Regions from separate parts of the Homo sapiens genome. Here region 1 is linked to region 2. Evidence: chromatin loops called from intact Hi-C (ENCODE). Cell type or tissue: A673. All regions are shown on one strand. Links, peaks and the distances in the headings refer to the core of each region. The heading gives the core; the rest is flanking DNA.

Region 1 (10,991 bases), core at 1,427-9,426, 870 kb before region 2:
AAATGGTACAGCTACTCTGGAAAAGTTTTTCAGTTTCTTAATAAAACTACCACATGATCTGGCAATTGTACTCCTAGGCATTTATCCCAAAGAACTGAAGACTTATGTCTGCACAAAAACCTGCACATAATTGTTTATAGCAGCTTTATAACAGCCAACATTTTAAAACAACTCATATATCCTTCAATAAGTAAATGAAGCTGGATGTTGTGGCTCACACCTGTAACCCTAGAGCTTTGTGGGGGCTGAGGTGGGAGGATTGCTTAAGGCCAGGAGTCCAAGACCAGCCTGGGCAACAAACATAGCAAGACCCCGTCTCTACAAAAATAAATCAGAAAATTAGCTGGGTGTGGCAGCACACATCTATAGTCCTAGCTACTCAGGAGGTTTGAGCCCAGTTCAAAGCTGCGGTGAGGCTGTGATGGCATCACTGCACTCCAGCCTGGGTGACAGAGCAATACCTTGTCTTTAAAAAAAAAAAAGGAACAAATCATTTAATAGTACATTGAATACATATCATAGAATACTACTCAGCAATAAAAAGCAACAAATAATTGATTATGCAACAACTTGGCTGAATCTCCAGAGAATTATGCTGACTAAAAAAATGCCTATCTGGCTTATGCCTGTAATCCCAGCACTTTGGGAGGCTGAGGTGGGCGGATCACGAGGTCAGAAGTTGCCTGACCAACATGGTGAAACCCCATCTCTACTAAAAATACAAAAATTAGCCAGGCATGGTGGCGCACCTGTAATCCCAGCTACTCAGGAGGCTGAGGCAGGAGAATTGCTTGAACTGGGAAGTGGAGATTGCAGTGAGCCAAGATCGCGCCACTGCACTCCAGCCTGGGTGACAGAGCAAGACTCCGTCCCAAAAAAACAACAAAAAAATGCCTATCACAAAAGATTACTTCAAATGTTGAAGCCCTTAATCCCTAATGTGATGGTATTAGGAGCTGGGGCCTTTGGGAGGTAATTAGGTTTAGATAAAGTCATGAGGGCGGAGCCCCCATAATGGAATCAATGACTATGTAGGAGGAGGAAGAGATCTCAGCACTTTCTCTGTGTGAGGATATACTGAGAAGGCAGCCTTCTGCAAGCCAGGAAAAGGGCCCTCAGCAAGAACATGATGTGCCAGCATCTGGACTTCCAGATTCCAGAACTGTGAGAAAGAAATGTCTGTTGTTTAAGCCACCCAATCTATGGTATTTTCTTATAGCATTCTGAACTATGCCAGTTATATACTATATAATTCCATTTACATAATGTCCTTAAAATGAGAAAATTATAGAAATGGAGAATGCGTTAGTAATTGCCAGAGATTAAGGAGCGGTTAGATTAAGGAAGTGGATATGGCTATAAAAAGGCAACATGAGGGATCCCTGTGGTGACAGGAATGTTCTGTATCTTGACTGTATCAGTATCAATACTCTGGTTGTGATACCGTTTTATATAGTTTTGCAAGATGGTAACATTGGGGGAAACCAGTAAAGGGTACGTAAGATCTCTCTTGCAACTCCACGTAAATCTACAATTATCCCAAAATAAAAAGTTTAATTAGAAAAACTTTACCCATACACATATGTCTAAAACTTACTTTAAAAACAACTACAGAAGCTCCTTGGCTTACGATAGGGTCACATCCTGATATACTCATTATAAGTTGAAAATATCCTAAGTTAAAAATGTATTTAATACAATTAACTTACCAAACATCATAGCTTAGCCTAGCCTACCTTAAACATGCTCAGAACTTTGGCCTACAGCTGGGCAAAATCATCTAATACAAAGCCTATTTTATTCAAATATATTCATTATCTCATGTAATTTATTGAATAGTGTGCTGAAAACCAGAATGGTCATGTGAGTACCTGAAACATAGTTTCTACTGAGTGCATATCACTTTTGCATCATTAGAAAGTAAAAAAAGTTCCAAGTCGGGGATGGTGTGTTTATACACGCTATATGCACATACATAGAGAGTGAGATAAAGAAGGTGTTGCAAGATGTTAACAATTGATGACTCTAAGTATACTGGTTTTTCAACTTTTCTGTAAGTTTCAAGTTTTCAAAGTAAAACATTGAGGGAACAGGAAGTCTCTAGTTTCTTCACTGATCCTTTGCTTTCCTATTTGAAATGTTCCATATCAAGATTAATCCTATCAGGCTGAGCTCTGGGCTTCCATAAGCACCTGCATCCTGAAGAAAAAGATGACAAACCATGTGGTAATGGCTTTTCAGATCTGATCTAAAGAGGATTTAAAAATATCCTGACAACTGGAGACAGAGCATGTTATATGGTAAAACATAATTACTTAAGTTTTACTGTGGGGGAAAAAAACAGCATTATTATCACCCTGCTCATCATATTTAGAAAGCAGGCAGTTTCATGCCTTTCAATATGAAGGAAATTAGTTTTCTGCTTTTCTTTTTTAAAGCATGAATTTGTTTACTTCTCTCAAGTAAAAGAACACCTGAGTGACACCACTCTACCACGAAGCAACTCTCAGAACTACTCGAGGCTGTTCTGGGAAGTGTAACAGAGGTATGCCTATCTATAGCCTGGTAGTCACCTGCTCTGAAGTCACAAAGATCTGGGTTTAAGTCACTAACAAGCTATAAGAACTGTCTATACCTCAGTGAGGACGATATAATGGTATATCCTCCTTTTTGTGAGGATTTAATGGTACAATGACTATAAAAGGCTTAACACAAAATAAGAGCTCAATACATTCTGCCATTATTACTAAGCATTTACAATTACTTAAGACAAAGCAACCAAAACTTGTATTTTATAAGAATGATTATTCATAAAATTATATTAAATACCTCACAGTTTTAGATAAAAATCAAATGAGATCATGTGTATAGTTATAAAATTATAACTTTATTACATTATAAAAATTACACAAATTAGGAATTTTGCCTACAGACAGCATGATATAGTAGACAGAACACAATACTGAAAATCAGACACCCAGAGTTAAGTACTGACTCTACCACTTTCTGATTATGTGATCTCAGGACAGTACTGAAACTGTCTCCGTTTTCTCACTTTAAAAAATGAGATATTATCCCTTTTGTGACAGGATAGAAATTAAAATAGAAAATATATACAAGAATATTTCATAAAATTAAAGCACTATGTGACATTAACAAATATGTTTTCACATTTCCTGCATGAAGTGTCACTCATCACCATTAAATCTGTCAGATTTGACAGAAAATTTCTGAAGATAATATAAATGGTTAAGAAAATCAAGCAATTTTTTTGGTCAGGCGCGGTGGCTCACGCCTGTAATCCCAGCACTTTGGGAGGCCGAGGTGGGCGGATCACAAGGTCAGGAGATCAAGACCATCCTGGCTAACATGGTGAAACGTCATCTCTACTAAAAATACAAAAAATTAGCTAGGCATGGTGGCAGGAGCCTGTATTCCCAGCTACTCGGGAGGCTGAGGCAGGAGAATGCCGTGAACCTGGGAGGCGGAGCTTGCAGTGAGCCGAGATCGCACAACTGCACTCCAGCCTGGGCGACAGAGCGAGACTCCGTCAAAAAAAAAAAAAAAAGAAAAAGAAAATCAAGTGATTTTAAAAAATGAGGCCACTGGAACTAAAATGTCTAATGTCTTTACATAAAAGTCAAATACATATATTCAAAATACGTCCCTAAAGACGTCCACTGAACTTTAGGTAGTCTTATATTTGCAGTTCTGACTCTTAACATTTTTTCTAATTCAAGCTAGAAAAATGTGTCACTTACAAAAAAGTTAGGTCAAAAAGCCTTGCTTGCTGTAACACGTTTTAACAAAGACATTCTTGCATTTGGGTAACTGGTAACTTCCTTTCCTACAAATGTGTGCCTCCTCTGGCCTTGGAAATGTGACTATCAGTCTCCATGTCACCAAGGTGCAAAATCTCTTCCCTCCTTAAGTTTCACAGTCTTCAAGTCCCAGTGAGTCTTCCTTCTCAATGTCTATTTTTTTCTATCCTCACTGCCATTACCATATGTTGGCTTTCATTACCTTCTACCTGTAGTAATAATTCCAAACCAATTTCCTTGCTTCCAGTCTCTCTGCTCTTACAGTCCATTCTATTCATTACTGCTAAATTGAATCCTAAAATCCTGTTTTTACTGTGCTGTTCTCTATTCAAAAACTTCCCTCCAATACAAAATCCTCAGCCTAGAGTATAAGTAGAACCTGGAAGCTGAATAATCAACCACCAGAAAATCTAGTAGTTTTTTTTTTTTTTTTTTTTTTTTTTTTTTTTTTTTTTGAGATGTAGTCTCGCTCTGTTGCCCAGGCCGGAGTGCAGTGGCGCGATCTTGGCTCACTGCAACCTCTGCCTCCTGGGTTCAAGCAATTCTCCTGTCTCAGCCTCCCAAGTAGCTGGGACTACAGGCACACATCACCATGCCCGGCTAATTTTTGTATTTTTAGTACAGACAAGGTTTCACCGTGTTGGCCAGCTGGCCTTGAACTCCTGACCTCAAGTGATCTGCCCACCTCGGCCTCCTAAAGTGCTGGGATTACAGGCATGAGCCACCACACCCAGCCTAGAAGTAGTCTTTACTACCATAGGCAGATGACATACCACCACTGAAGCCTCAGCACAGGAAGAAGGTTAACATCAGGTTCACTGGGATGTATGTCTACTCAAAATGGAGACATAGGTCACAAAGTTAAAAGAGGCTCAAATTAAAAGAGAAGCAAAGAACTCAGAGTTTTAATAATTTATTTAAAATGCACAATTGTTAGAACTGATACCCGAAGTAAACAATAATGGTAAGTGTTTCTTTAAAATGGAAGAAAACCTACCTGGTAAAGGCAGGCTGCTGTTCCAAGGAAAAATGCAATGATGTAATTAAAATCATCACCATCACTCTGCAAAAGCAAAATAAAAGATTATTTTTGTTTCCGGTGGGAGCCCATTTCCAGAAACAATCCATCAAGATAGGATGTAACAATATTTACAAACAGTCAAAATTGTCACACACTGGTATATAGAAATTCTCAAGAGTCCTAAAATGAAAACATAAAGCACATTCTAAGACCTAAAGAGTGTGAGGTAGAGGTACAAGTGTTCCTCTTCATTTTGGCCACCCCCATCAATTTCATTCCACTCAAAAGAGGAAAACCACTGGGGAAAAGTTCTGACATAACGATAAAAGCCTCTCCTCCTACTGCTAAAAAAATCATGTAAAAATGTACAACACCCCAGTGGCTGACAAAGTTACTCCAGCTCACTAGGGTCATTACTTGATTCAAATACTGACAAACTTTACTGCTAGTAAGTATATCACTGAATTGTCCAATAAAGTAATTTGATATGATTTTTTTAAAAACTGTGAAAACTGAAAAGCTACTGTCCACTAGAGTGTGCTAAATCCCAACGTGAAAAATTAAGACTAATCAGTCTTGCATGCTATGCTAGAAAAACAGCCACCCAGAGGAAAAACAGAGATACCTCATGCATAGAATGTCTCTGAAAAGAAAACTAATGGAGACATGTAACAACCCATGCTTTCCTATGCCTTTTTGGTTCTTCTTAAATATCTACATTATCGACTTCTTTCAATGTTTTTATACAGTAAAAGATAAAGTTCGGGCAGGAGCATTACATTTTTTTTTCTTCCAGGCAGGAACATTAATTTGGCCCTTTTCTTATATTAGAGAGAAAAAAAAAACCTCTTTATACAATGATAATTTCCACAAGACACAGAAGAGTATCTCATTATCATTTCTTCATAAAATAGTATAAAGGAAAAATTCCTTTTGCACTGGTTATTGGGCAACTGATTGTAAGGCAGAGGAAAGCTGGCTTATCCTAGTGAGAAGATCTTAAAATAGGAACCACTCATCTGCCTGGGATGCTCAGGCCAGTTGCACCCCAGAGGCAAGGAAGGCCAACACCAAACCTTTCCAGTTTAATAATTCTAAAACCTTAAATAAGTTCTGCTTGATTATTTTTTCTTTAGTCCTTTACTTTTTAAATGACCTTTTTTTTTCTGATTATAAAAGTTCATGTTCATTGTAGAGAATCTGGAAAATACAGATTATACAAAGAAGAAATTAATATAACCTATAAATGCCACAACTCTGGGAAAATTACTGCCAACCCTTTCATGTATTTCCTTCCAGTCTTTTCTGTATATGTAGACACATTTTAAAAAATAGATTGATACTTTTATATACTACTTTTTAGTACTTCACAGTACTACACAAACACTTTCCCAAGACAGTAAATATTCCTCAACCACACGATTTGTAATGATTATATAACCTTTAATTGTGGGGATATACCATAATTTATTGTCCTACAATTGGATACTATAGTTTTCTCTAAATTTAGACTAACTCTCTTAATCACTCCTTCTTTTCTCTCTTTTCCTTCCTTCCTTTTTTTTTTTTTCAATGAGATGGAGTCTTGCTCTGTCACCCAGGCTGGAGTGCAGTGGCACAATCTTGGCTCACTGCAACCTCCACCTCCCAGGTTCAAGCGATTCTCCTGCCTCAGCCTTCAGAATAGTTGGGACTACAGGTGCGTGCCACCATGCCTGGCTACTTTTTTCTGTATTTTTAGTAGAGATGGGGTTTCACTGCGTTAGCCAGGATGGTCTCGATCTCCTGACCTTGTGATCTGCCCGCCTCGGCCTCCCAAAGTGCTGGGATTACAGGCGTGAGCCACTGCACCCGGCCTCTTTCTTTCGAGATTGAGTCTCGTTCTATCACCCAGCCTGGAATGCAGTGGCGCGATCTCGGCTCACTGCAACCTCTGCTTCCCAGGTTCAAGCGATTCTCCTGCCTCAGCCTCCCAAGTAGCTGGGATTACAGGCACCCATCACCATGCCTGGCCAATTTTTGTACTTTTTAGTAGAGAGTGGAGTTTCACCAGGTTGGCCAGGCTGATTTTGAACTCCTGACTTCAAGTGATCTGCCTGCCTCAGCCTCCGAAAGTGCTGGGATTACAGGCGTGAGCCACCGTGCCTGGCCTTAAATGCCTTTAAAACACTTAGGAGCATATTTCTAGAGTCAGTCAGACTTGGGTTCAAATATTTACTTATAATCTGGGACACTTATTTAATTTCCTCTTTTGAAAAATAAAAGTTGTAGAGATTAAGTGAAATAACATTTGCAAATACAAAGAAAAGTAACTGGTACATAGTAAGTACTCAGAAACATTCACTAACTCCTGTCTCCCTGGGGTTACTGTCTGTGTCACTTAAAAAATCTTTAATTGATACAGAGAAGACTGTCTACTAGCATATTATTCCATTTAATAAATATTTATCAAGCATTTACAAACCAGGTACTTTGTTACTATCCCTAGTACAGAAAAGAGTTAAGTCCAGCCAGGGCGGTGGCTCATGCCTGTAATCCCAGCACTTTGGGAGGCCGAGGTGGGCAGATCACGAGGTCAGGATATCGAGACCATCCTGGCTAACACAGTGAAACCATGTCTCTACTAAAAATACAAAAAATTAGCCGGGCGTGGTGGCGGGCACCTGTAGTCCCAGATACTCGGGAGGCTGAGGCAGGAGAATGGTGTGAACCTGGGAGGTGGAGCTTGCAGTGAGCCGAGACTGCGCCACTGCACTCCAGCCTGGGTGACAGAGCGAGAATCCACCTCAAAAAAAAAAAAAAAAAAAGGAAAGAAAAAGAAGAGTTAAGTCCACACCAACTTAAGGAGGTCACTCTAATTAAGGCAGATACGTAAGTCAATAATTACCACCCAAAGTGATAACTGATGGCACAGGTGTGTGTAGAGGATACTAAGGGAGCCCAATGGAGACACATCTAATTCTGCATAGAGAAAAAAGAAAGGCCAGGGAAGACTTCCTAGATGGAGTAAAGCTTAAACTGGGTCTTAAAGGCTGAACCAGGTAGGCAAGGTAGGAAGAGAATCAAAGGCAAAGGAAGTAGTGCGTACAGTGTCAAAGAGGGAGGAGATTAAGATTGACTCAGAGGCTTCTTGTTTAGGCAACGTTTGAATGACACCATGCACTAAGTTGGGCATATGGAAGAAAAGTAATTCAAGAGCAGAAAATACTGAGCTCACTGTGGGACATGCTATTCTAGAGCTGCTAGTGGGACATCCAAATAATTATACTTAGCAGATATTTCAGTCTGCTTCAGGAAAGAGTTTGATCCAGAGATCTAACTTGGCAGTCTTCTATTTTAATAGTAGTTAAATGAAAGGCCTATGACAACCAAGTAAAAATCTCAATTCTTGATTAGCTCCTAGATTAGAGAGAGGAACAAAACACTATATAGAACATTCTGGGGGCAACTATGGAAATTTGAATACAGATTTTCTATTAGGTAATACTATACTAATGTTAAATTCTTTGGTGTGATTAAGGTATTATGATTACGTAAAAGAATATCTTAGCTCTTAAGACATACATATTGAATTCAATTTTGGAATAAACTGAGATGATACCTACAGTATTAACTTTGAAATGACTCAGTAAAAAAAAAAAAAGAAAGAAGAAAGTAAAATGGTAGGTAGGTATATGGGGTGGATGTTAATTCTGCTGTTCTTTAAACTTTTCTATAAGTTTGAATTCTTTCAAAATAAGATGTTATGTGGTGCAGCAAAAGGAAAACGCAAATATTTAATAAAAAGTCATGCGGCCACTAAAAAGAATAGATCTCCGTGTACTGATGTGAAATAAACTCCTACATATTTTTAGACTTAAAAAGATGCAAATTAGTATTGAGTATGCTATCATTTTCATAAAAATTTTAAAAGAATAATTGCATAAGTAAATATATAAATACCTATATACTAGCATAGGCACATAATCTCCCTAGAAGGATGACTCTGAGGAAGAAAGTTGGGAGGCAATTACTTTTCTGTGAAAATATCAACTCTTATAGGCTTTGAAATTTTTATGTGCATATTTTACTGTGTGTGTGTGTATGTGTGTGTGTATGTATAAATGTATGTGTATTTTTTCAAAAAGGCCATTATGAAAGTAACCAAGAAGAGGGCATGGAGTTGGAAGAATATAAAGCCAAGGACAGAATACTGGAGAATGCCACTATGTAAAGGACAGGTGGAGGAAGAAAGTGTATCAAATAAACTGAGGAATAGGAAGAGAAAGAGAGAAACAAAACAAAACAAAACAAAACGGGAGAAAACAGTTTCATAAAAATGAACGGATGAGAGATTTGTCATGAAGAAAAATGTAAATACATTAAACTATTAACAGTGACTTGTGTCTATGTTTCCTGAAATAAAATTCATTTTTTGAAATTAAACAAGGAAATGTTTAAAAGGAAGAACATAATGACAGATGAGGCAGAGAGGGTACATAAGATAAGACTCTAAAGAGTTTCTGCTGTATTTGGCAATTGAAAGGATACTGGTGAGCTTAATGGTGGATATCTGAGAGAATTACAGGAGCAGAAAAGAGATCATAGTAGACTAAGACTCATAGGTGGGAACTGAACAATGAGAACACTTGGACACAGGAAGGGGAATATCATACACTGGGGTCTGTTGTGGGGTGGGGTGAGGGGGGAGGGATAGCATTAGGAGATATACCTAATGTAAATGACGAGTTAATGGGTGCAGCACACCAACATGGCACATGTATACATATGTAACAAACCTGCACGTTGTGCACATGTACCCTAGAACTTGAAGTATAATAAAAAAAAAGAAAAGAAAAGAAATAGAGGGTAAAGGAGCAAGACAACAAATGTAGTCTACTCTCTCAAAAAATTAGAAGAGAGCATACGTAAAGAGGCTTTTTTGGTTTTGTTATTGTTTGTTTTTTAAAGAACAGCAGGGCTGAGGGAAACGAGCCAGTAGGGAACCAGCAGATGAAATGTAGGTGAAGGAATAGCCAGAGGTTGGAAGGTGGGCAGAGGTTAGGAACAAGGACAAAAGTGGGAGTGGACAGAGGTGGGGAAACAGAGACAGGAAGGAAGGCAGAGGAGAGGAAGAAGAGGGCAGAGGTAAGGAGTTCCAATACACATTTTTATGAATGTCACTATTCACCTTTAGGGGATACTAGAGTACCAATGTATTGCTCTGAAAACAAATAAAGGACATTTTCTTTTAAAGATGAGGATGGGTCAGGGGCAGTGGCTCATGCTATGATCTTAGCACTTTGGGAGGCCAAGGTGGGAGAATTACTTGAGGCCAGGAGTTTAAGACCAACCTGGCCAACACAGCGAGACCCTGTCTCTTTAAGAAAAAAAAAGATGAGGATGAAGGTAAACAAAAGCCTCATATAATAGCCACACAATGTATTAGGAGGATACTATTAAAATGTTTATAATAATTAGGGAATATTTACTTTTTAATATTAAGTGAAAAAAGGACATAATGGATACATGTACATGTATGAAAATTTGGTGATAATTTTTATTTTATTCTTTATACATTTCCCCCAACTCTTTTTTGTTATTTTTATTTTATTTATTTATAACTTTTTTATTTTCTTTCTCCACTTTTTAATGTTATTTAATCTTTATTATCTTCTATTTTATGGCACTGTCTTGTAGGATCTCCTAATTCTTTAACAATGAATTAGCATATAATCAGAAAAAATGCTTTTATTTCTTTTGAAAGAAAGTAAGCACCACACCTTAGCATAGATATGTCACTAAATAAATGAAAAAGTTCTGTTAAGTATTAGCAGGGACATAATTTCTTTCTTTCTTTTTTTTTTTTTTTTTGAGATGGAGTCTTGCTCTGTCGCCCAGGCTAGAGTGCAATGGCACAATCTTCGGCTCACTACAACCTCCGCCTCCCAGGTTCAAGCAATTCTCCTGCCTCAGCCTGCGGAGTAACTGGGATTATAGGCACCTGCCACCGCGCTCAGTTAATTTTTGTATTTTTAGTAGAGATGGGGTTTCACCACATTGGCCAGGCTGGTCTTGAACTCCTGACCTCGTGATCCACCTGCCTTGGCCTCCCAAAGTGCTGGGATTACAAGCGTGAGCCACCGTGCCTGGCCAGCAGGGACATAATT
Region 2 (10,991 bases), core at 947-8,946:
GATGACAGAAATGGAATGTCCAAGACTTGTATTGAATGCAGTAAGAGTGTGCCCTCAGACCTTTGTGGTTAAAAATGAATTTGCTAATAGATAAAAAGACTGTGCCTTGGAAGTTCCAAACTCCCACTTGGGTGTCTTGCAGCCTCAGAGTTTGGAGCAGTAAGGGGAGGTGAGAGAGGGAGTAGGAGTAAAATATGGTTACAGAGGCGGTTTTCCCAATGATGGTGAAAAGCATCATTTCCTTACTTTTCCCCCCTTGCTGTTAAAAAAAAAAATCTTTTGAACATAACAATTTAAAAGACACTACTGTGGATTTCTCATGAAAATATGTTCATGGTTGTTAAGATTTTTAAAATAATACTTTTATTGATACATAATTCCCTACCATAAAACTCACTTTTAAAGTGTGAAATTTGGTGGTTTTCATATATTCACTAAGTTGTGTATTGATCACTAATTCCAGAAGACATTCATCACCCCAGAAAGAAATCCTGAATACATTAGCAGTCATTCCCTGTTTCCTCCTTCCCCCAACCCTAAAAGTCACAGTCTCTATGGATTTACATATTCTGGACATTTTATATAAATGGAATCATACAACATGTGGCCTTTTATGACTGTCTTCTTTTACTTATATTTTCAAGGTTCATCCATGTTGTAGCATTTGTCAGCACTTGATTCCTTTTTATTGACAAATTTTATTCCACTATACCAGAGTTTGTTTACACATTAGTCAACTAATGGACATTTGGGTGGTTTCCACTTTTTGGCTATTATGAATAATACTGTTATAAACATTTGTGTACAAGTTTTTGAGGAACATGTATTTTCATTTGTGGGGTATATACTAAGGGGTGAAACAACTGGGTGATATAATTCTCCATTTAATCATTTAAGGAATTACAAGACCATTTTCCAAGTGGCTGTAACATTTCACATTTCCATATATGAGGGATCCAATTTCTTCACATCCATACCCACATTTGTTATTCTTTTTGATTATAACTGTCCCAGTAGGTAGGAAGTGGTATCTCATTGTAGTCTTAAGTTACATTTATCTAATGAGTAATAATGAGGATCTTTTCATGTACTAATTGGCCATTTGCATATCTTCTCTGGAGAAACATCTATTTAGGTCCTCTGCCTATTTTTTTTTAAGTAGGGTTATGTCTTTTCATTTTTGAGTTGTAAGAGTTCTTTCCTTATCTGATATGTACTTTGCAAATATAGTCTCCCACTCCATGGGTATCTTTTCACTATCTTGATGATGTCCTTTGAAGTACAAAAAAATTTAATTTGGGTGAGGTCCAGTTTATCCATCTTTTCTTTTATTGCTTGAGCTTTTGGTGCCATATACGATATCACAAAGATTTACTCCTATATTCTAAGAATTTTATAGTTTTAGCTCTAACATTTAGGTCTGTGATCCATTTTGAGTTATACTAGTATACTTTCTGTGAAAAGGATCCAAATTCATTCTTTGGCATGTAAATATCCAGTTCTCCCAGCACCACTTGTTTAAAAGACTGTTCTTTTCCGCACTGAGTTGTTTTAGCGCCATATAGAAAATCAATTGACTGTAAATATGAGAGTATATTTCTGGACTATCAATTCTATTCCACCGATCTAAATGTCTGTCCTTATGCCAGCACCACACTGTCTTAATTATTACAGCTTTGTAGTTAAGTTTTTAATCAGGAAGTATGAGTCATCCAACTTGGCTTTTCTTTTTAAAGATTAGTTTGCCTACTCAGGGTCCCTTAAATTTCTAAATTTCTGTATGAATTTGAGGATCAGCTTGTCAATCTCTACAAAGACCCCAGCTGGGATTTTGTTGGGGATTGTGTTGAATCCATAGATCAATTTGAGGAATTCTTCCATCTTAAAAATATTAAGTCTCTCAAACCATGAACATGGGATGTCTTTCCATTTATTTGGGTCTTCTTTAATTTCTTTCAGTAGTGTTTTTGCAATTTCCAGAGTACGTTTTAAACTTCGTTATTCTTTTTGATGCTATTATAAATGGAATTTTCTTCATGTTTGCATTATTTATTGCCCATTTATCTTGCATACTGCAAAACTGTTCAACATTTAGTCTAACAGGGTATGTGTGTGTGTATTCCTTAGGATTTTCTATATACATGATCATGTTATCTGGGAATATAGTTTTACTTCTTTTGCCACTTATTGTTTTTCCTGCCTAAATTCCCTAACGAGAACCTCCAGTAAGTACAGTGTTGAACAGAAATGTCTGTTGAAAATGGACATCCTTGTCATGTCATGGGGGAAACGCATTCAGCCTTTCACCATTAAGTCCGATGTTAGTTGTGGGTTTTTCATTTAATGCCCTTTATCAGGTTGAGGAAGTTCCTTTCTATTCATAGTTTCTGAGTGTTTTTATAATGAAGAGGAGTTGCATTTTGTCAAATGCTTTTTCTGTGTTTACTGATGTGGTTATGTGTTTTTTTCCTTTATTCTATTAACATGGTGAATGATGTTGAGTCAGGAGTCCTAACCTTACATTTTTAGCATACATCCCACTTGATCAGTCTATAATTTTTCATGTCACTGGATTCATTTTGTAGCAGTTCTTGAGGATTTCTGCATCAATATTCCTAAGGGATATATATGGGTCTATAGTTTTCTTGAGATTTTTTTGGGAGGGGTTTGGTATGAGGATAATGTGGCCTCATCAAATGTATTGGGAAGTGATCCCTCCTCTTTTGTATTTTGGAAGAATTTGTGAAAGATTAATTCTATTTTTTTCTTTAAATGTTTGGTAGAATGCACAATTGAAGCCATCTGGGCCTGGACTTTTTCTTTGCAGGAAGTTTTAAAATCACTAGTTCAATCTCCTGTTACAGGACTTTTCAGATATTTTATTTTTTCTTGACTTAGTTTTGATAATTTTTCTTTTTCTAAAAGTGTGTCCATTTCATCTGGTTTATGTAATTTTTGCCATAGAGTTGTTCATAGTCTCTCCTTGTATCCTTTGTGTGTTTGGCCACAGAGGTCTGTCTGGTTATCTTAGTGGTCAGCTAGTAACTGGAGAGACTAATAAATGCCTTTAAGTTTATTAAGTGTTTGCCTACGGGCTGTGTGTGCATGTTGGGGCATGTCTTCTACCCTCAGGCAGGCAGTCTGCAACACTGCCTTAGCCTTCTGATATAGTTTGGATCTGTACCCCCACCCAAATCTCATGTTGAAATGTAACCCCCAGTGTTGGAGGTGTGGCCTGGTGGGAAGTGAGTGGATCATGGGGGTGGATTTCTCATGAATAGTTTAGCACCATCCTTCTTGGTGCTGTCCTCGTGATAGTGAGTTCTTATGAGATCTGGTCGTTTAAAAGTGTGTGGCACCTCCCTGATCTCTCTTGCTCTTGCTCTGGACATGTGACATGCCAGCTCCCCCTTCGCCTTCCACCATGATTGTAAGTTTCCTAAGGCCTCCCTAGAAACTTGACAAATGCCAGTATCATGTTTCCTGTACAGCCTGAAGAACGATGAACCAATTAAACTGCTTTTCTTTATAAATTACCTAGTCGTAGGTATTTCTTTTTAGCAATGCGAGACTGGCCTAACACACCTTCCATTCGTGCTCGGACAGAGACTAAATGTGAGGTGAGAGCTTAGAGACCTCTCAGGTTTTTCCTGGAAAATGTGTCCAACCTTACACATATTACATTCTAGAAATATGTCAGAGCTTTCCAGATGTCAGGATGGACATCTCATTCCCCAGCTTCTTGTTTGACCCAGCTGTTACCCACTCCATGTTATGTCAAACAAGTGCTGCTGATTATTTTCAACAAATGCACCAGGGAAAACACTGTTTGCAGTGAATAAACTCCAAGTCAGGTGAAAAAAGATAAGCCCTGTGAGTGGGGTTTCCAGCGAACTGTCAGACAAGTCAAATAGTAACAATTCTCTGCAGCTGGAAGTTTTGGAAAACTCTTAAACCCATTCTGCCTTCTTCAGTGCCTGCAAGGCTGCTGGTTTTCAAAGTAACTGTGATTTGTGAGGCTGTTGGTTTTCAAGACTATTGTGAAGCTGAAAGAAGACAGGAATAAAGCAAGTTAAAACTCCACAAAACTTGCTGTCCTACCACGATTTCAGGCTTTTTTTTTTGGATAAATGCTCCTCAGATTGTCACAAATGCCTGGTAATTTTCCAGAGTTCTGGAAAAGTTGCTTCTGCCAACTTCTGGCAGTGTTATCATTGCTTTTGGGTAAAAATGGATTTTCAGAGGTCCTTACTCTTGACACACCAGAAGTTGGAATCTCTATTTGTGGTTACCTGGCACACAGTCTTTTTCATAAAAGGCCTCATTTATTTTGTTTTCTAGGGCTATAAATGCCAGAAAGCTTTGCCTGGATCTGGCAAACACAACATCAGTGCCACCTAGTGGAAAGGAGATAAATTAACTGCTTTTAGCTTGTTTCCTCATTTAAAATGTGGATAATGCAGTGTTTCTTGTACCAAAGTTGATTTGAGGGTTAAATGGAAAAGCAAATATGGGAGCATCTGGTAAGATGCTTGAAACACAGCAGGCTCTCTAACTGTTAAGTTTATTTTTTTTTTGAAATATTATGTAAAACATTAACTTTGATAAAACTTCTAGAACACTTTTCAATTTTACCCCTAATGTGGTCAGGATTTCTGACAAAGTTAATTATGCAGTTATGAGGCCATGGGAAAAGTCTATGAAACTCTTCAATAGATTTTCATAGCACTCAGGATTAAGACACAATTATTAAATCCTGTGATCTTCAAATTTTAGTGTTTTAGTGTTTGGTGTGAATCAGAGGAATGCCTTGTTAAAACACAAATCATGAGGCTGTCTACCTCCAGTTTCTGCATCCACAGTTCTGGAATGGAGGCTGGGAATTCGCATTTCTAACAAGTTCCTAGGTGATGCTGCTATGCTGGTTCTGGACTATACTTTGAGAACCTAGGCTTTTCTCTCCCCTAAGATGTGGTTAAATATACATAACATAAAATTTACCATTTTAATTATTTTAAGTGTACAATTCAGTGGCATTAAGTACATTTACACTGCTGTGCAACTATTACTACTATCCATCTCCAGGACTTTTTCATCTCCCCAGAGAACCACTGGTTTAATGTGACCTACAAGGCCCCATCTCACACAATGCTATCCCATTCCTCCTTTGGCAGGCACTTACAAAAGGAACAAGGTTAACCGGCAGCAAGCTAGAAGGACTCTGCTCTTTAAACAGAAAAAGAATCAATAATTATTTCCTAAGACAGCTGTCCTTTCCCATTCCTCCTAATTATAGAACAAAGGCAGTTTAGGAGAACAGAAGACAAACTGCCTCTCAGCTAGCTCAGTTTGAGAAATAATAAAGCAAAAAATGCTAACATGTATACCTACTATCAGTGACATCGATGTATGTTGGAGTAATTCATTCAACAAAGTACTTCCTATGTGCCAGGCATTGTTTTAGGCAATATATAAAAAAGATAAAAATCTGTGCCAATAGAACTTGCATTCTACTGGGGAGAAAGTTATACATATGTTAGATACTAAGTGCCAGAGAGAAAAAAATAAACAATGGGGACATGAAGTATGTGTTTGGAATGGGCTGTGTATGAAATTTTACATAGAGTAGTTAGGAAGTCCTCTGTGAGAATGTCACTCTTGAAGGGAAGCAAGGGCTAGCTATGCAGCTATCTGGTGGAAGAATATTCCAAACAGAAAGAATTATAAATGCAAAGACCCTAAAAGATTCTAGAGCCCATAAAGAGAAGGCCAGTATGGCCAGAACAGAATGAATAATGGGAAGACAAGTAGAATTTGATGTGAGAGAGGTACTGAGGTAGTTATGGAGGGTAAGGACTTGGAGACATGAGAGGTTCACCTAGATCAGACTGTATCTCCCAACTTTTTCTTACTACAACTTCATATTGTATGCTAATAACTTTTACCTCCCTACAGTATAAATGCTGATTAAAACATACACACATATTATCTTATTATAGATATTAGAATAATAGACTAATGTAAATATATTTTTTTAAAGATGAGGTCTTGCTTTAAAAATATTTTTAAAAATGTTATCACTACATAGTGAAACCCCACCTCTACAAAAAATACAAAAACTAGCTGGGCGCAGTGGCATGTGCCTGTGGTCCCAGCTACTCAGGAGGCTGAGGCAGAAGGGTGGCTTGAGCCCTGGAGGCAGAGGTTGCAGAGAGCTGAGATCATGCCACTGCACTTCAGCCTGGGCGATAATGCCAGACCTTCTCTCAAAAATAAAATAAAATAAAATTTTAAATTTTAAAAAGTTATCGCTAAAAAATGTCTGAAGTATTTGATGTGGTCTTGGTTTTTATTTTGCAATTATAACAACATGAAAGCATAAACAAACTTTAATATCATTACTAAGACCTTCGTTTTCTCTCAAAGAGACAGAATATATTGACCAGACGTCCAAGCCAGAAATTTTCCATCCTCTGGTGGATCACGATTAAAAACATACAAACCAAAAGAAAAACAGCCCTTTAACCCTCTAGCTGGACTTAACAGCTTGTCCCTGGCTGACCAATTCTGTGTCTCCAGGGCCCTAGCAGGAAGTTAAGATGAAGCCTCACAGCTGTCTCTAAGGCTCTGGGTGGCAAACGGCTAATCTTAAGAGTAAAGGTTCTTAACTTTTTTATCTATCGAAATCACCTGGGGGACCCTGTGAAACAGATTACTGGACCCAACTGATACAGTCAGTATGGACAGAACCTGAGAATGTGCACTTCTAACAATTGCCCAGGTAATGGTGAAACTTCTGCTATGGGGGACCCATAATCTGAAAACCAGTGCCTTAGAAATATCATTGCTAGCTGGAGGCTATAGTGGTCAGCCAGGGTGAGGCTGGTTGAAGTACCAGCTTCTCTCCTGGTAGTCCCCTCCTTTCCATAAATATCCTTTCCAACCCCATGATAGACAGTGAGGAAAGGTAGGGATGCTTTTTCTTTCTCAGAATCTTTCAAGGTCCTCTTGGAGAAAACCATAGGTGATGTGACTGGAGATATGACAACTCTCTGGGAATCAGAGAATCAATATTACAACCCACTCCCCAGAGTGTCTATCTGAAACTCTCTAGGCCTTAGCTGTTGACCTGGGCTTTGTGACAGAAACAGACTCCCTATATCCGTTTTCTCATCCTTCCCTGCAGGCTTGAAGAAATACCAGTCTTCCTTTATTCTTAAGTAGTAATCCCTCTGCTGAGGGATGTCGTACCAAACTTATCCTTATTTTCCACTGCCTTTTTCCTGCCAAATGTTATCTCCCCCATCTTTAAAATCAAAACTAAAAAACTTATTTTTTTTTTTAGAGACAAGGTCTCACTTTGTCACCTAGGGTAAAGGGCAGTGGAGAGATCATAGCTCACTGTAACTTTGAACCGGGCTCAAGCGATCCTCCTGTATCATCTTCTGGAGTAGTTGGGACCACAGGCAGATGCCACCATGTCTAGCTAATTAAAAAAATTTGTTTTGTAGAGATCGGGTCTCACTATGTAAAAACCTTTGTACCACCAAGTTGTTACACACCATGTTATGTAAAAAGCTTTTAGTAAAACAAACTTTAAATGATAAAAGTAACACTTGCTCATTACAGAAAATTTGGAAGTTAAAAAAAGATGTGAAGAAAAATAAAAGCACTCATAATCATAGCACTTAGGGATAACAACTTGGTGCATTAATATTTCTTTTCAGACCTTTCCTATACTTACATAAAACATATACATTTTTCATAATCAGATAATACTGTATCTTGCTATGTCACAAATACTTTCCAAGATATTAATACTTTTAATAGCTGTATAAAACCCGACACACAGCTATAATCTGAATGTAGTAATTCCCTACAACTTGATTTCTTTCCAATTTTTCAGTGTTATAAGTAATGTTTCAATGAACAGTTCTCTACATACATCTTTGATGGTATTTCTGATTATTTCCTTAGAATAAAATCCTGGAAGTGAAGGGTAAAAGGGTATGAACCCCTTTAAGTTTCCATCTATCTATCTCATCTATCTATCTATCTATCTATCTATCTATCTATCTATCTATCTATCTATCTATCCATCTATACTACTTTCCAGAAAGGCTGACTACTTCTCCAGTAACTTCTACTAGTAGTTACTGAGAATTCTGTCTTATTACTCTACAATAACACTGAAGGTCCACTATGTTGGACAAAGCATTCACTTGTTCTCAACAGGTACTATTAATAAAATTCTTATTTCCTCTTTTTCATAGCTCAAATGATTGAATAAATGGCATGTATCTACTACTTCACTTCACCACCCACACTTTATTTTGCTACAATGTTTCCTTCTCCAATCATTTTACTAAAATTACTCTACCAACATTAGTGACCTCTTTCTAGTCATATGAATACATTTTTTTTTTTTTTGAGACGGAGTCTTGCTCTGTTGCCCAGGCTGGAGTGCAGTGCTGTGATCTCAGCTCACTGCAAGCTCTGCCTCCCGGCTTCACGCCATTCTCCTGCCTCAGCCTCCTGAGTAGCTGGGACTACAGGCGCCCACCACCACGCCCGGCTAATTTTTTGTGTTTTTAGTAGAGACAGGGTTTCACCGTGTTAGCAAGGATGGTCTCGATCTCCTGACCTCGTGATCCGCCCACCTCGGCCTCCCAAAATGCTGGGATTACAAGCTTGAGCCACCGTGCCCGGTCATGAATACATTTTTTTAGATTCTCATCATTAGCCCTTCTGACTCTACTCTTCCCATTTTTGTGGCCATTTGATTCGACTGATCTCATCTTTCTACAAGGATTCAATGCCTCCTTACATTGTACCACCAAATTCTCTCACTTCATCTCCAACCTCTATGACCAATCTTCTTTAATGTCTTCTTTCCCAGTTCCTATTATTTACACCATGTCACACCTCCAAGGCTTAGTCCTTGCTTCTATTCTGTGCTACTCTCTGGAAGGACTCCTCCATTCTGTTTTAAAAATCAACTCCAGACTAATTGCTCCCATATCTTTATCTCCATAACTTTACTCTTCCTTTGCCCTCAGGTCTTCAACCTCTCACAACCTATAACTCAGTGCCACCTAAACCTACTCAATAATGCACCATCTTCTCTGCCAAACTAACACAAATCTTTGATGGCGTTTCTGATTATTTTTCCAACTTTCTTATTTCTGACAATGAGGCAATACTTCTGTAGTCCTCAACATTAAAAAACTTGTCTTTAAGTCCTTCCTTACTCAGTATCTCCAAACTCATCCTTTCTTCAAGACACTTCCTAAATATATTCGTTATTTCCATCATCACCTCACACATCAGTTACTGTAATATCTTCATAGGTAGCAGCAATTCAACTGGTATGTAGTTGCTGAGTTAATTTTCCAGAAATGTTTCTTGTGTTACTTCTCCTGCTAAAAGGTTTTTTTGGTCCAAATTCATTTGGTTCAAACGTCTCCAAACACTACACTTTACCTCCTATTGCCTCCTGATCAAAATCCCTAAGGTAATCTTTCCTCTCTCATATCCTTTTTCAGACTCATTACCGCCCCTACATGTGCTCACAACTCATTACCGCCCCTACATGTGCTCACATCACTCTCACACCCCTTCATTTCAATGGAGCCTTCAAGAATCTCAGAATTCTTGAAGCCAATGGTATATTATATATGTTTGTTTGTTCATTGCAATAAATCAGCCCTAGGAGTGGGGCAGTCCATTCATTTTAGAGCCTTCACAGTATACACACAGGGCATCCATTGTGTACTCAATAAATACTTGGCAAGACCTGGAAAGGAGCAATAAGTAAAGCCAAATGTGGGGGTAGTTAAAATGCGTACGTTCTCATTTAGGTTTGGTTAGCAAGAACAAACAAAAAGAATAAGGTAGCAGAATGTGGTAGAAATAAAATCAGAATGGGAGCCAGGGGATACTGGCTATGTCCCAGGTCTGTACCTGTGTGGTCCTTGGCAAGCTGATTCCCTTCTTGGCCCTTAAGTTTCCTCATCTGTAAAAATTAGAGGACTAAATTACCTGACTTCTAAGATACCTCTCTACTCTAATGCTCTGAGATGTGGGTTAAACTAAAAGGAAGGCAGCCCATAGTCCATTACATTGGTAACAATGACGGTAACAAATTCATTTTCAAATCTGACCAGTCAACAGAGTTTAGGGGAGCAAAACTTTCTTTCAATAAGAAACATTCTTGTAAGGTCATTCCATTCCTTTGAACTAATAATCATTCTGTGGAAAGATACAATATCCTAAAAGTTATATCTATTTTATTCTTTCAGGAGAAAACAGGTGTGAAAACTCACCTTACATTTGCAGCATGTTCCAAGATATTTCCTAGCATCCTTCATCCAAAAAATATGTATTGCCTGTCTACTATGAACTGAACACCAATAAGTGGTAAGGACTGAGTAAAAACAAAACAGAGCCAGTGTTTACCCTTATGAAACCCAGCGTAGTGTGGGTAAATGGCCATTTAGTTCCTAATCATCTGTATCAGTGCTTTTTAACTTAAAGAGCATGAACTGCTCTGAGTAGCAGATATAAAATATGGACCCTCTCTCTCAAAAATGGTATACAATCATAAAAATTTGAGAAGTTCACAGGACCTCTCAAATGTGGAGGTGTCCAGTACCACAAGTTAACAACCCTGATCTGTATCTACAACTACATCTACAAAACAACAAATTCGAGCTCATAAAAGCCTACATTATGTTTGCTATATTGTTTGCTAAGGGAGTATACCAAAGATTTCCAACAGAAACAAAAGTAAAGGTCCATCATTTATAAGGTTAAGTTTTGATCATCTGAAATTTCACTTACCTAGAGAATCTTATTCCAAATATTCTGGATAAGTAAGGTATGCCTAGATTATGCTTCTTTTCTTTTTTTTTTTTTTTTTTAGACAGGGTCTCACTCTGTTGTCCAGATTGGAATGTGGTAGCATGATCGTATTATAGCTCAATGCAGCC

Evidence for each region. Peaks named below come from ENCODE experiments on the same cell type or tissue, not always from the same donor. Only the 100,000 strongest peaks of a DNase experiment are listed, where the experiment ranks them.
Region 1: a loop joins it to region 2, with 4 times the contacts of the local background. A loop is called at or near these places in 4 of 110 quality-filtered maps.

Annotation. Positions count from the first base shown.
Region 1 is chr3:123,253,417-123,264,407 of GRCh38, reverse strand. It overlaps SEC22A (SEC22 homolog A, vesicle trafficking protein), which reads right to left. Exons shown (of 7, transcript NM_012430.5): 6 at 4,819-4,884. Among named protein-coding and RNA genes, the nearest start is that of SEC22A, 57 kb to the right of the region's middle. In A673, for the core only: a CTCF peak has its summit at 5,390; a DNase peak (open chromatin) is centred at 5,417.
Region 2 is chr3:122,386,488-122,397,478 of GRCh38, reverse strand. The region is part of intron 1 of FAM162A (family with sequence similarity 162 member A); the gene reads right to left. Among named protein-coding and RNA genes, the nearest start is that of FAM162A, 7.8 kb to the right of the region's middle. In A673, for the core only: CTCF peaks have their summits at 4,201 and 4,406 (motif pointing left); DNase peaks (open chromatin) are centred at 1,698 and 4,378; H3K27ac peaks cover 1,290 bases.